Regions from separate parts of the Mus musculus genome. Here regions 2 and 3 are each linked to region 1. The links are chromatin loops, found by intact Hi-C in ENCODE. Cell type or tissue: left cerebral cortex. All regions are shown on one strand.

Region 1 (5,000 bases):
CCTGAGGGCAAACATTTGAAAGAATACTGTTCTTCAAAATGTGATATATATATATATATACCAGAAGAAGAAAAGAGAGCCATGAAGACATAGGAAGGCATAGGCATAGACTCAATGTATTATTAGAAATATTAAGTTCAGTGGAAGGATTATAAGATAAACTCAAGGAAGCCTAGACTATGGAATAAAAACATATTAACATAGTAAGACAACTAGGAATCAATTCTACTGGCCCAACATATGATAATAAGTGTGGTTTTTTTTTTTTAAGAATGAAAATGAAAAAGAACCCACAACAAAGAATTCAAAAAATAAATAGCAGAGTAGCTTTTGCAAGTCCAGTTTCAACAAAAATGATCAAAAGCCTCCGAAGGCACGTCACTGTGAAATTTCACAACAGCGGGGATGAAAAGGACCCCAGACTTACAGAGTGGAAACAAATCAAGCAGACAGAGCCTCACACTAAGCCACGGCTGTTGGGTTGACATCAGAGTCTATTCACCATATCGCTGTTAAAGGAAAGTTTGGATAGATTGTGGTTTTTGTTGTTTGGTTTTTTTAAAACCTAGAATTCTTTATCTAGTCAGAGCATCATTCCCTCATGAAGACAGGCACACCAAGTCTTGGAATGATGACTTTGGACCCTTTTGCTCATCAGAATTTCAGTCAGAGTACACCTTCCTAGAAAAAAACCCATAACAGGAGACAAGGGATTCTGATGATAGTGACTGCACCCAGCAGTGACCTGAGGCTCAGCACCATACTTAAGCATCAACCAAGAAAGCCACTGGGCCAAATGAAAAAGGGAAGCCATGGTGGATTTCCAGATGGACACATCCTAGAGAAAAGGATCCTGGGAAACCTTGGTGACCATAGAAAAGTAGTCGGTAGAATGGAACATGAAGACTCCATTTGAGTTTGAGGATAGGTATATTGCCCACTGGATAGCATGTGAATTACTGCTTTTGTGAGTGGCTAAGAATGTGAATATAGGCAAGTATATAAGTGTAAAGATTGGCGATTTACAAAGCCTTCATACATAAATAATATTAATTTTCAGATTTTAGAACCACTGCTTAACAAAGCATGGATCTTAACTATGGCTAGACAGACCAGAATGTCTGCACGGTCAGCCTGAAGTGTCTAACAGTTAACGTTGGAACTACAAAGATGTAGGAACAGGGGAGGCCAAAGATGGGGAAAGCAAGACGCACTGATGCTTTTTAGTTACAGAAATGTACAGGGTAAGAGATAGTTCATGTGGTGAGGAATTGACCCTTTCCGTGTCTTTTTCCAGCTGTAAAGAAATTGAGGAGTAAGGTGCGTGTGTGTGCATGCGTGCGTGGGTGAGTGGGTGCATACGTGCATGCGTGCATGCGTGTGTGTGTGTGTGTGTGTGTGTGTGTGATGTTGAGGATCAAACTCAGGACCCCATATATGCAAAGGCAAGCTTGTACCGCTGACCTTGATCAAGTGCTTAAGAACTGAGAGTCAGGATGTAGACGGCTCTGTGGAAAGGGAATGAGGAAGGAGTTGTCAGCTGAGCTAAGAGCTCATCTATAGAAGCAGCAAGGAAGAGAGAACTCTTAGAGTAATGAACCAGTATGGGGAAGCATGCGTTATTTAGAGGCCATGAGAAAAACTCCAACAGGGCTTATTAAAAATCGGTCCTCCTTGGAAGTGATGGGACAAGAGGCTCCCTTCTCAAGCAGACAAGTAGGTTTTGATTTCTGAAAAGCAAACACTTCATTACAGTCAGTTTGGGTTATATTTTAGTTCTCAATAACACAGAAATACATAGCCCAAGAGGAAAAACTGGTCAATTTGCCAAACAAAAGGGAAAAAGATTTTACCCTTGTTTTTAATTTATGTTTCTTTGTGTTCTTGGACCAAGTTATTTCTAAGTGTTTCTGACTCTTACGTTTCATGCTTCCACGATCTTTACAAAACTGTTCTTTTTCTCAGAGGACACAGTTCCAACTGTATGAGCAAAGCAATAAGGAATCAGACTTGATATCCAGAATATCATTGTACAGAAATGTGTCCAGAGGGCAGCGGTTGCCTACTACTGGGTAGCCTGCATCCAGTCCGTGCTCACTGCCTGAGGTGCCCCGCTGCTTTGTGTAGGTTTCATGTGCTTTACAGTTAGGATCTAGGAGGACATTGCAGGGCCTTTGCATTCATTGTCGTGTCCAAGAAGTATCTCTGGTTTTGCTAGCTATGGAGCATGGGCCCAAGGGCTTAGTTCACAAAGAGATGAAGAAATCAAAGCAAGTGCCACACAGCTTGTAACAGACAGTGCTGGAATTTGAACCCAGACAGTCGAGCATCAGTGTCTCCATCACTGAGCCGTCCTGGTATAAGGTGAGAAACAGGAAAATAAGCTAAGCATACATCTAAATGGAGAGAGACAGAGAGAGAGGGGGGAGGGAGGGAGAGAGAGAGAGACAGAGAGAGACAGACAGAGAGAGAGAGAGAGAGGGAGAGAGAGAGAGAGAGAGGGAGAGAGAGAGAGAGACTATTCCCAAACAAAATACAGATTGCAAAATACAGGCTTAGAGCTGGGAGCTTTTCACTTCTGAAGGACCAGATAGGATTACACTTGTGCAGCTTGTTCTGTTTGTGCCCACCACCTTCTGTCAGGGCTTATAGCTGTGTGTTGCCATTGTCTTCTGAGATAGAAACATTATGTATACCATGACCAGGTGATGCTCCGTAAACCATCACCCATGCTCTCTGTAAGGCTTGGCCCCTTGGAATGTTTGCTGGGTTTGGACAGCACATAGACTTATTTGCTTTGAGCCACCTGTGTCACCAGAAGAAGCTGGCAGCTCTTCAGGGCCGTCTCTGGGCCACTGGAAAGAGGAAGAGGCGCTAACTTGTGTTTACTGCCTTTGTGGCCTATCGAGAGCTAAGATAGGCAATGCCGGCTTCTGGTGTAGACAATGTGACGTTCACGAGGCTGCTTTGCAACTGGTTTCTGTGAGCTGGCTGTGAGGGATGGGAAAAGCAGTGTGCCAGGCAGATTTGAGGGACACTTATTACGGTGTCCCCACAGCCAATGCATTCAAAAGGACATTTTATTTTGTAAAAAGGTACTGACTTAAAACTTTATACAAATTATCCTGGATGGAATTTTCAAAACAAAAGGGTTAGGAACAGAGAAGGTGGCTCTGGTCTGGTCTCCGTATCCCATGCGGCAGCTCCTGTTTCCTGTTGATGAAATGTCCTGCTAGTGGGTGGGAAGATGGCTCAGTGGGTAAAGCCTTGTCTCCTAAGTGTGAGATTCCGAGTTCAGCTCCTCAGAATCCACATAAAGCCCGGGAAAGCAATGTGTTCTGTAATTCCAGTGTTCCTAAAGTAATGTGTTCTGTAATTCCAGTGTTCCTAAAGTAATGTGTTCTGTAAGCCCCGTGCTCCTAAAGGGAGTCAGGAAGCAGAGACAAGAGTCTCTAAGGAAGCCTGTGGGCCAGTGTATCTACAGTGTGTAGCAGCAAACACCAAGAGACCCTGCCTTGAACAAGGAGAAGGCAAGAACAATACCTGAGGCCATCCTCTCCCTTCACACATGTTTATACATGTGTACCTACACATACACACACAGAGATGGGGGAGGGGCGGGGGACATAAAAACATAAAAAAATTAAGAAGAACATTGTAAGCAAGAGTCCCCATAGAAAGAGTCTGTCGCTGGAGTGTGTGTGTGTTCTGCACAACCATTAAGCATAGAAACACATTGCATCTTGCTGCTCCCACTTCTGAATTCCAGAGATGTAGCCACCACATTTAGAGCTCTTTCCTTTTTTTTTTTTTTAACTTGTAGAATGACTTATCAAATGATATTATTTATTTACCCTTTTTGTGTAATTTTAGGTCATTTGGGCCATCAAAACTCACCACAGATCATCTGGCAAGGTCATCTTATTTTATCTGTGGGGAAATAGAGATTTGCACACAGAGAAAGAGGCTTAAATGACTCGGTAGACGCGTGAACCTTCATGTTGGATGTGTTTTTCTTGCTATTATTGTATTTTGATCACAGACGACAGGAGAGGGTGGCTCAGCTGCGTGCCTGCGAATGTGTTCGCACCCGTGGGTGGTGTGTGAATGTGTGCGCCCACGCGGGTAGGTGTACATTATGTTGTGTGACAGATGTGCTCGTGAAAAACCCTGAATGAGTCCTTTTATTTTTAAAACTGGAACATGAAATTTTAAATGCTCTGAGGGTGGAAAGATGATTTATTATTTAAAGGAAGCTTGTGGAGGAATCCTTAGGTGAAAACTCTTTTTCCTCCTTCTTTATAAAGAGCAACTTCATTGAGAAGCGACTCTCATGCAGCCAAGGGCAGCCATTTTGAGTGCATCGCTTGCTGCATCTCCTCAAATGTGTGCACTCACGCCATCGCCACGACATTTAAGGTAGAGACATTTTCCATCTTCCCAAAGGTTCTTCTGTGTCTCTTGGCAGTCATCGGTCACCTCTGCCCCCAGGAGGTAGTCACCCTTGTGGTTCTTGTCATTGTAAATTAGTGTTGCTTGTTTTGGGACCTTATATAAATGAAACCATATGGTGCTTGGTGTCTTTGGCACAGCGTTCATCTGAGTATCGGTAATTTATTCGTTTTCCTTGCTAAGCAAAATTCCATTATGTGGATGTTGCACGGGGTCGCTTCTCCTCGTACCTGCTGTAGAACATAGTGTTGCTTCCAGTTTGGGGCTTTAAGGAGTGGTGCTGCTTTGGGCATCTGCGTGTAGATTGTTATCTTTAAAAGCACAACCCCTCCATCATCCGCCTGTGCAGATCCAGCGTTTGCAATGTTGAAGTAATTTCATAGGCCATGTTTTTGTTGGAGCAAGATTCGCAGACATCTTTTAGTCCTGGGGGGGAGGGGGGTGTCGTTCAGCTGAGGAGCACGTGACCTAGCATCATGGGGCCCTGAGTTCAATCCCAAGCACCACACAAATGCTGGTTAAATCTCTTCTGTGTGCTGAACAGATAG
Region 2 (5,000 bases), 100 kb after region 1:
TTTCCTATTGATCCACAAGAAGCCACAGATTTCTGGGTCTAAGTCTTTGTCGAACATATAATTGACTTACCTTTTTACTTCTTGAAAATGTATTTTTTGATGAGCAAAACTTCCCATCTAATGTAGTTGAATTGATCTTTTTCCTTTGCGGTTTGTACTTTTTGTGTTACAATTAAAATCGCATTGCCTGTTGCCTGAAGGCCAGAAGGATATACACCCTTGTTTTCTTTTACATTTTTCCTTTCAAATGGTGCTCTGTCCTTTCTTCCTTACTTGGGGTAGCGTTTTGACCCCAGGGTAACTAAGCTGCTTGTAGCACAGCATATTGCTTGGGCTGCTCTTGTTGCCTTTGATCAAGAGATTGGAGGAAGCACTTCCTTCTTTTATATACCATCCCTCCACTCCCCCCTCCCCTCCCCTCCCATCTCCTCCCCTCCCCTCCTGTCTCTTTTCCTGCCCTGCCCTGCCCTCCCCTTCCCCTCTCCTCTCCTCTCCTCTCCTCTCCTCTCCTCTCCTCTCCTCTCCTCTCCTCTCCTCCCTTCCCCTCCCCTCTCCTCTCCCCTCCCCTCCCCTCCCCTCCCTTCCCCTCCCCTCTCCTCCCTTCCCCTCCCCTCCCCTCTCCTCTCCCCTCCCCTCCCCTCTCCTCTCCCCTCCCCTCCCCTCTCCTCTCCTCTCCTCTCCTCCCCTCCCCTCCCCTCCCCTCCCCTCTCCTCTCCTCTCCCCTCCTCTCCTCTCCCCTCCTCTCACCTCCCCTCCCTTCCCCTCTTCCCTCCCCTTCCCTCCACTTCCCCCTCCTCTCCTCTCCCCTCCCCTCCTGTCTCTTTTTCTGCCCTGCCCTCCCCTCTCCTTTCCCTTCCCCTCCCTGCTGTTCTTCCCATCCCTCTCCTGCCCTGCCTTCCCCTTTTCCTCTCCTTTCCCCCCTATCCTTCTCCCTGCCCTCTGTTCTCCTCCCTTTTCCCCTTTCCCTCCCTCCTCTTCCTCTTCACTCCCCTCTCCTCTACTTCCCTTCCCCTCTCCTTCCCCCCCTACCCCTCCGCTCACCCTCCCCTCCTCCTTCCTCCCCCTTTTTTCATTTATCTTATTTCTCTTGTTTTGTTTTGACACGTGGACTCACGTAGCACAGGCTGCCCCCAAACTCAGTAAATAACTGAACCTGGCCTTGAACTTCTAATCCTCTGGCCTCTGTCTCCCAACTGCTAGGCTTACAGGCCTGAACTGCCATCCCATTTCAGCTCACACTTATTTTTTTTTTCGTGACAGTTGCATCTAAATTGTAGTTAGTGGGTTAGAGTTTTGCTGTTTTACAAAGGCTGAATCTGCAGCTTTGGAGGCCTTTCCACCACAGGGTAGCCACTGCTGTCCTAAGCTGCCAGCTGCTGGGGTAGTCACTCTGCACCCCATTCCTCCTGGAATACCCGAGGACTTCTCTCAGGCCCTTGGCTGTAGTGTAACTGCCTGCACACTCTCCTTCCTGCAAAGTGTCCCATTATTCTGGTTGGATATTTGTCAAAAGTCCCTTGTGTTTACTGTTCCTACAATGATCACATAATTGTGACTTAACCTTACAAAATAAAATGAGTGTGAGTGGTGTTTCTATGAAAACTGAGTTGAATGTGAAGAAGGGTTCGAGAAGAATTGCTAACAAAACTGAATTATGGGCAAGAGAACAATGAGGTACTGGAAGCACTGGTGATGAGTGTCAACAAGTGTGAGTTCACGTCACTCTATCAGCATCACCACAGAGATACTAACGTTGGAGGTCACACATGCTCTGTTGTCTACGAGAGGCAGTGTGGAGCTCAAAAGCAGAGGCCTTGAAGCCCGTGGCCACGTGGTATTGCTAAATGAGTGTTCATGCAGGCTTTTGTTTTCAGATAAATGTTACGAGTTTGAATGTATGTTGTCAGTTCAAGTACATAAAGTGGTTATTTTCCATCATCCTTTGAATGAATTGCATTTTATTGGCCTGGACAAATGAGAGAGGCAGAGGGAAGGCTCCTCCGAGAGGGGCCTTGAGCTATGAACATCTTTGAAGTAACATCTCATCCAAAAGTCAAACAGAAATATTAATAGTTCAAAATTCATATACAACTCCAAGTTTATAAATAAAATAATAATTTCCCCCAAAATCTTTCAACAAAGTCAGTGCATAACTGAACTTGAAATGACAGCCTGCCCCAGCTGCTGGGTCAGTCAGTGGACAGGTGGAAACATTTTGTGATTTAAGATGAGGCTGCCTTACCTCTGCCATGGTGCCTGACGATACCTGGTGAGGCTCAAGGTCTCAGGGGTCTTCACATGTGCTGCTGAGAGGACAGATCCACCATGCGAAAGGCTCTCTCTGCCGATGAGCTGGTACAACAGTCCACGAGCCAGCCTGCAGCCCTGTAGATGTGGCTTGGTTCTTACCTGAGAAGGTAGGCATTGAGGGCCAGCAATGCCCACCGTTCATGCCAAGGGCACCGTCCTGACCTGTCCCTCGAAGATGGGCATGTGCTCTGTACCCACCACAGACTCCTTAGGGGTTGGCTCTGCTAGTGTCTGCTTAAGATGCTAATTTATTGAAAACGGTGTTTGTTGTGCTCTCCTCCCCTCCCCCTGTGTAATAATGCAGTAACTGTGCCCAGGGCAGAGCGGGAGTGTGCTTAGAAAGTGAGGGAAACCTTTGGACCGGCTCTCAAATGGTGTTGAAACACCCAAGGATGAACCGCCTGAGTCACTGCTTTGGTGGCAGTGAGCCACAGGACTCACCCAGCAGTGAGTGCCTCTGCCCTCTGGGTCCTCCCCCAACATGTTTTCTGTTGAGAGAATCCAGGCATAAAAACAAAAGCCAAGACGTTGGCTCTCATGCCCCCTTGTGGCCAGACTTGGTGGACAATTTCAGGAAGTGTCGTCAGGTTTGTAAGCTCACAGTGCTGTGGGGAATGCAGCCCCACAGCGGCAGGACTCACTTCCTTTTGCGTCTTCTCTGAATTTTGTGTCCTTTCCCTTCCCTTACCCCTCTATGTGTCTTTCAGAAAGTTCTTACTACATACTGACCATGGGGCCCAGGTTGACCTTGAACTGTGGTCTTCCCTCCTCAGCCTTCCAAGAGCTGGGGCTACAGGCCTGTGGCACCTTGCATGCCTCATTGTTATATCTTAGCAGCTGAGCATCCTACAGCCACGTTTAGCTTGGGGAGATTTTTCCACTGGAATTGGGAAGGCTGTTTCCTAGTTCTGACAGATTTCCTCCAAACCACAGACTGTTCTTATTAAACAGGGCAGGAACCAAACCCACAAGTTCTGCTGATCTCATATGTGCATGCTGCAACGGGCATCTACAAACACCTGCAAGTCGTAACGTGCAATCTCCACATTAATCCTGAGTCAGACTTGGACATTTCAAGTTCCAGAGAACTTGAAATTAGGCTGTTTCTATAGGCTTATTTGGCAGTGACTCTTAAAAATGTGCTTTACAAAGCAGACAAACAACAACAAAAAACTGTCCATAATGACTGGGGAAAAAGATTCAACTCCTTTCAAACATTTCCCTTTAATTTATGTATCTGTTTTGTTTTTGGTTTTGATTTTTTTTTATTGAGATAGTCTCATTCTGGAGCGTTGGCTGGCATGGCACTCCCTATGGAACGCAGACTGGTCTTGAAGGCAAAGGGATCCTCCTGCCTGAGCCTCCCAAGTACTAGGATTATAGACATGGAGAGCCAACCCGATTTTGCATATAGTTCTATAATTGGACTTAAATAAAAACATATTCGCAGGTGTTGTAGCGAATCGTGTGACTGTCCAGCCTTAACTGCATCTGTTGGCCTGCATAGAACACCTACTGCTTCCTGTTTCAGGCTACACGCTATGGGTAACAAGACCTGACAGGCCCCACATTTTCAGTGGCTTGGGTTTACTCTTCTGGGGTGCATGTCACTGTTGTAATGACAGTCCCCATCCTTGAGTTCCTTCTGTGTGCTCTTAATGACAGTAGCTCACTGACTCTGCAGGGTAGATACCCACCTCTTCCTGACACCAGTAACTGAAGCTGAGCAGGTGACTACAGGAATCTGGACACAACACGGAGGTTCCATTGGGAGCTTCCCTCCTGCCACAGGGCATCTCTGTGACTCACAGTTAATGCCACTCAGAGGGCCCAGACTCAGTCTTCCTCTACTTCTACCGCCCCTAATTCTCTGTTCTTAACCATTCTAGGAATGAGGGACGATTGTCTCTGTTTACATGTGGCCCTGGAGATGACTGTAGTCCACATTGCCTAGAGCAGGGCTGCTGGGAGACAGCCTCCAGGGAAGGCTGCATAAATGGAGGGATGTGTGGACAGCCTGGCTGGAAGGGTTCTGTCTCTCAGTTCACTATCCTGTGGGTTTTTTTAGAGCAAGGATGACTGAATAGAGAAAGGACAGTGTGAAAGGGACATATCCCCAGCAACTGAGGGAACATATAAAAGCCAAGTATGTCCTGGGTGACTTGGAATCTATTTCTTTTATTTGCTCCATTCTGTCCCTGGGAGTCCCCTCCTTGTTTCTGTGACTTGACTTCTTGAACAGTTTTGGATAAGTCATTTGTCACCCACCAATCATAGCAGCAGCTGTTGATACAGTTAGTGAACTTTATGTGACTCTGATTGGCATCCCTTGCACACGTGGGGACTCATGCCTCCGTCCTTGTCACCCAGGCCACCCTTTCCTGGCTGAGGGGACCACAAACACACTGCCATGCCTTACTCAGCAGATTCCAGAACAAAATACACATGTGCACAAATAAATGTCCTCACTGTGGAGAAACTTGCTTTCTTTTCATCGGCCAGCTTTCTCTTGATGCTTTACAAGTGCCCAGAACATTTGGACTGAAACAGATCTTGAACCCCTGTGGGCACAGGCCAGCCTGCTCACCCAGTTGGGTCCGGCATGCAGCTTTCTGGTCACTCACTGAGTTCTCTGCCCTTGGCCTGTATTGTTGAAGCAAGTTTCTGGAATCTGGCACCATAGGCTCCCT
Region 3 (5,000 bases), 94 kb after region 1:
CAGTGCCTTTTTTCCTTTATACTACTGTGTCTCTTGTCACTGTCGTAGATAACTGTTGCTGGAAGTGTTCAGGCCAAGAAGGATTTCTGTAGGGCCAAGGGGTTCTATCAGGAGAGTTTGAGTATGTGTGCTTGGGCCGAAAAGAAGCACACAGAAGAGAGATGGCTGTGGAATGTGTCTGTACACAGGGCAAGCGTGTTGGACAAAGGGAGCTAAAAATTCATTTGTGAGTTGATGAGCTTAGATGTTTTCTTTACTGTTGGAGCCCAGGAAGTTGGAGGGCTGTCAGTTACCCTTTTCACTGCTCTAACAAGACACCAATGAGCAACTTAAGAGTCAGGTCTTTGTGGCAGGGATGGTGTGGTGTGACAGAAGCCTATGACAGACCTTCTCATGTGCTAACCAAAACAGGAAGTAAAGAGCTGGGAGCAGGGACAGAGCCTGGTTTTGACCCTCAAAGCCCTGGGTTCTGTGGCTCACCTTCACTAACCAGGCCCTGCCTCTCAAGGTTCTGCCACCTCCCAAAATAGTAAATAACTGAGAGCCAAGATTGAAGAGCACATACGCTTATAGAGGAACATTGCACATGAAAGTGTAACAAGGACTGATACTCATTCACACACACACATCCCACATGCACACACACACACACACCACATGTACACACACACACACACACACAAACATACACCACATGCACACACACATACCACATACATACCACATGCATACATACATACTCGAACACACACACGACATGCACACACTCACCCCACATGCATACACACATTCACACACACACAGCACATGGGCACACCACACACACACACCACAAGCACACACCACATGCATACACCACATATCACACACACTACATACACACACACCACACACACACACATACCATGTGCACACATACAACACATGCACACACACCACATACACACCACATGCATACATACACACTCAAACACACATACCACATGCACAGACACCACACACACACACCACATGCACAGACACCACACACACACACCACATGCACAGACACACACTCACACACTATACATGCACACTCACACACACACACACACACACACACACCATGCACACACATACCATATGCACACACACACACACACACACACACACACACGCACACACACGCACGCAGACACCCCTGCACATTGCCTTGTTGGGTCAGACTCTGTGCTAGTCACCTCCACGTGCATTACCTGGTAGATTCCTCACTGCCTCCCTGGGGAGCAGGAGTTAGCTCCTCTGCTTTAAATAGTCAAAAAAGTATTGTATAAGTAGAACACCTTCCCTCAAGGTTGCACAGCAAAGAGATGAAAGTCCAGCTCTGTCTGACAAGAACCGCTGAGACTGTTTCCAGCACCGGAGGCAGAACCTGGACCTCGTGTTCACAGGCAGCACCCAGCTGTAAGTGCTAGCCCAAGGGTATGCCACCTGCCATGCCACTTCAGATCAGGGGGAAGGGCACTGGAGAAGGAAACTCATCCCCAGAACTGTGCGTCAGCAGGAAGGCAGTCTCTTGAAGAGAGCCAGTTCTCCTTCCTGCAGTAGATGGGAATTTTGTCATCTCATTCCGTAGCCAAGCCCGTAATTGCTACCTGCCGATGGATGTTGGGGAAAGGCACCACTTTATCCTTCCATTGGCTATAGGATGACTTCAGGTGGTCTGTGACGTGCCCAGGACTTTACACAGGTGCATCCTTCTGAGGAAGCAGCTGCCCACTGTGGCACCTTCACTAGAGGAACAGAGAGGGTGTCGGCCTGCCTGGGCGGTGCAAAGTGAAGAGCCCCAGTGTACTCAGGCTTGCTTGTGATGTGCCTAGAATTAGGGGAAGGCTGACTGGCTTCTGAATGTCATTTGTAGGGCTGTAAGGCCGCACCCCTAGCCATTAATCCCTTGACTGCTAAGGTCCTCTCTTCCATCCCTAAAAGCCTTTCTAGACTCTGTTCTCTAAGTACCGGGTTGTAGAGCAGTGGTTCTCAGCCTTCCTAGTGCTGTGGCCCTCTAATACAGTTCCCCAGGTTGTGGTGACCCCCAAACATAAGGTTATTTCATTACCACTTCATAACTGTAATTTTCCTACTGTTATGATTCATAGAGTAAACACTTTGGAAGATATTTGCTAAAGGGGTCATGACCCACAGGCCGAGAACTGCTGTTTTAGAAGGACTTAGGTAAAGTACGATGGCCTAAATGGTAATCTCTGTAAATTGAATGTGGGGTAAGTGGTCTGGTCCTGGGCATCGTTGAGACTCCTAGCCTTGGTGCTGCACACTGAAACAGAAAGTGAAACTTCTTTGGGTACATCATCCAGGCTCCTTGTTCGGCCCCTCCAGCTTGCAGGGTATGGCAGTGATGGAAGAGCCTTCTACTCAAAGGCTGCTAACCCTGCCCTGAGAAAGGTGATGTGTTTTCTGTGGTAGTGGAACCACTTCCCGCTCTACCAGCCTTAAACTCTGCTTCCGCTGACAGAGGCCACCTGGGGGCTTCTCCAGCAGCGCTGCGGGGCACCTGTCTCAGCTGTGATTCTGCTTCTTGGTGCCCTTTGTAGACGGAGCAGCTTTTCATAACGCTCTACGGCTCAGTTTGGAATTGTGCGTTCTCTTTGCTTTCCCCTTTTAGAAGGGTTAGATTTAGCCCTGGCACACCAAATACAAGCCCTCCCTTCATCTCCAGGGCTCTTTCCATCCACCCCTCCCCGGGCAGGCTATTTACAGACTTGTCATGATCCGCTCGTCATCCTACCACGAGGGTCAGTCCACCAGTGAAACGAAAGGAAGGAAAGGCCCCCAAGCCAGCGAATTTGGGCAGATGAGCCTTATATAACACGTGCTAAAAATATGCAGCTAATTGGACTAGAGAAGTGAAAAACATGAGTTGCGCCTTAGTCTTAGTCTGAGACACTAAGACACGATAGAGGAGCATTTCCCCCCCCCCCCTCCAAGTAAAGATGCCCACATATAAATAATCCTACTCCATGTGTACTCTCCATTTTGTACCTTTGTAGCCATGCTCAGTTCCCACTTAGTCCCCACCCCCACCCCAGGGACCATGTTTGGGCAGCAGGAACCAAGATTGAGTAAAGATGCTGGGAGCATCTGCTCCTCTTTGGGAGACAGAAAAGTGTTTAGGTGGGTGACTTAGCAGTAAGATGCTAAATAAAGGTCCTACTGTGACGCCCTCCAAAGCTCGATGCTTAGAAAACTCCAACTCTCAGGGGGTTCTTTTTACTCTGGAGATCCATCAGCGATTTGTTTTTCTTTCTGAGAATTGCATGGAACACTGTCTTCTAGTTCCATGTCTCTGCGCCTCTGTCTCCCCTCCTTCTGCATCATTCATCTTTACCCCCCTGACCTCTTGCCTCTGTCTTCTATGTGCTCAGGCCTTCCCTGTAGAACTATAGTGTACATTAGTTGCGTTTACTTCCTGCATTTCCATAGAACATCCCCCCCTGGGGGTGTGGCCTGGCTTTAGTGCACTGTGTTCCTGGATGTCCAGCCTAGTGTCTAGGCCAGGATGGCTCCAAGTACTTTGCATTTATGAACCATTCAGTAAACCAATGGGCAAACCAAAGGTTACATGCTGTCATTTCTGGAGAATACAATGTGAGCAAAGTCTACTAGTATCCTTGGCAGGCAGGTGACACTCCCAATTCAGCATATCAGTCACCCGATTGTTATGCTACGTGACAGCCCAGAAGAAAAGCGGGGACCTATGGAGTCTAAAGATAGCAGAACACCATGTCATGGGGTGAGTTAAAAGGGCTTGGCTTCTGTTTTGGTGAAACACTCGGGGTTAGAGAGTCACAGGGTGATAAGTCTGGAGGTACGCTGCTCCTGCTTGTTGGTTTAAAGATGGAGTGGGGGCAGTGACCAAAACTACACGGTTAGTGACAGATCCAGAATAGTCCCTGGTGATTCACCTTGAACATCCAATAAATCTCACAAACATAGGAATGACTCCCGAATCCAGTCCTACTCGGACCCTGTCCTGCCTGTTCCTGGTAGGACAGTGATCATATATTGCTTCGTGAAACCAGAACGTCTGCCCACACTCACGCAACTCCCAGGGAGGCTCCTGCTGTCTACCTTTTAGCACAAATGCCTCTTACAGAGTCTGAAGATGACCTCACACTTGCAGGTTGCTCATGGACCTGACTGTCTCGTGACTGATTTAGGGAGACTACCATCAGCAGATAATTCATGGCGCCTGGAAGGAATCCACTCAATGTATCTGTTGTACGGCTGGCTTTGTGTGCCTCAAAAAATCCATGGGTACAAAAGAGACAGCAGGTGAGAGATCAGAGCTGCCCCACTGGTGGTTCCTCAGGAGGTGGCTATAGGGATATTTGAGGACCTGAGGCAAGGGGATGTGTCTACGTTTCTCCTGTCCACTGCCCTGCTCTGGGTTACAGTGCCCACGGGTTTAGCTGAAGGTCGCTTACCATGCTTGTTCAGAGGCTGCTAAGCACAGAGTTGTGCTCCTGATTATCTGTGTTCTTATCTGTACCTCTCGTAACTTCCCTGGCATTGACGCCAACTCTGAGATCCCGACAGACCCCAGTTGGGGGTTGCAGAACGAAGACCAGGGACATAATACAGTTTGCCTAACATCTAGAATGCTTTAAGCTTTTTAAATTTATTTTCTAGTTTGTGTGTGTGTGTGTGTGTGTGTGTGTGTGTGTGTGTGTGTGTGAGAGAGAGAGAGAGAGAGAGAGAGAGAGAGAGAGAGAGAGAGCATAGAAGCTAGGGAGTTGCATTCCCAGAGCTAGGGTTACAAGTGGTTGTGAGCCACCCAACATAGGTACTGGGAGCCAAACTTATATCCTGTGGAAAAGCAGCAAGGACCAAAAAATACTGAGCCATCTCTCCAGCCCTGCTTTAAATCTATATGCTTAGGTGCATTCACGTTTCCCTCATTTTGATTGGTTGGTCTTTATTCCTTTTAGATAGGCTCTTATATG

What was found. Hi-C counts contacts between places; a loop is a spot of excess contacts. Peaks named below come from ENCODE experiments on the same cell type or tissue, not always from the same donor. Only the 100,000 strongest peaks of a DNase experiment are listed, where the experiment ranks them.
Region 2: it touches region 1 in a loop (3-fold over the local background); 8 of 42 quality-filtered maps call a loop at or near these places.
Region 3: it touches region 1 in a loop (10-fold over the local background); 8 of 42 quality-filtered maps call a loop at or near these places.

Annotation. Positions count from the first base shown.
Region 1 is chr17:86,341,342-86,346,341 of GRCm38, forward strand. All of the region lies in intron 1 of Prkce (protein kinase C, epsilon), which reads left to right. Among named protein-coding and RNA genes, the nearest start is that of 2010106C02Rik, 57 kb to the left of the region's middle. In left cerebral cortex, no CTCF peak of the experiment used is centred here; DNase peaks (open chromatin) are centred at 2,931 and 4,110; H3K27ac peaks cover 2,274 bases.
Region 2 is chr17:86,442,251-86,447,250 of GRCm38, forward strand. All of the region lies in intron 2 of Prkce (protein kinase C, epsilon), which reads left to right. It overlaps Gm30284 (a long non-coding RNA gene), which reads right to left and starts at 2,737. Exons shown (of 3, transcript XR_877087.3): 1 at 2,243-2,737. In left cerebral cortex, a CTCF peak has its summit at 2,860 (motif pointing left); DNase peaks (open chromatin) are centred at 2,847 and 3,790; H3K4me3 peaks cover 360 bases; H3K27ac peaks cover 1,129 bases.
Region 3 is chr17:86,435,325-86,440,324 of GRCm38, forward strand. The region is part of intron 2 of Prkce (protein kinase C, epsilon); the gene reads left to right. The region is part of intron 1 of Gm30284 (a long non-coding RNA gene); the gene reads right to left. Among named protein-coding and RNA genes, the nearest start is that of Gm30284, 7.2 kb to the right of the region's middle. In left cerebral cortex, no CTCF peak of the experiment used is centred here; DNase peaks (open chromatin) are centred at 1,603, 2,764, 3,148 and 4,104; H3K4me3 peaks cover 883 bases; H3K27ac peaks cover 2,671 bases.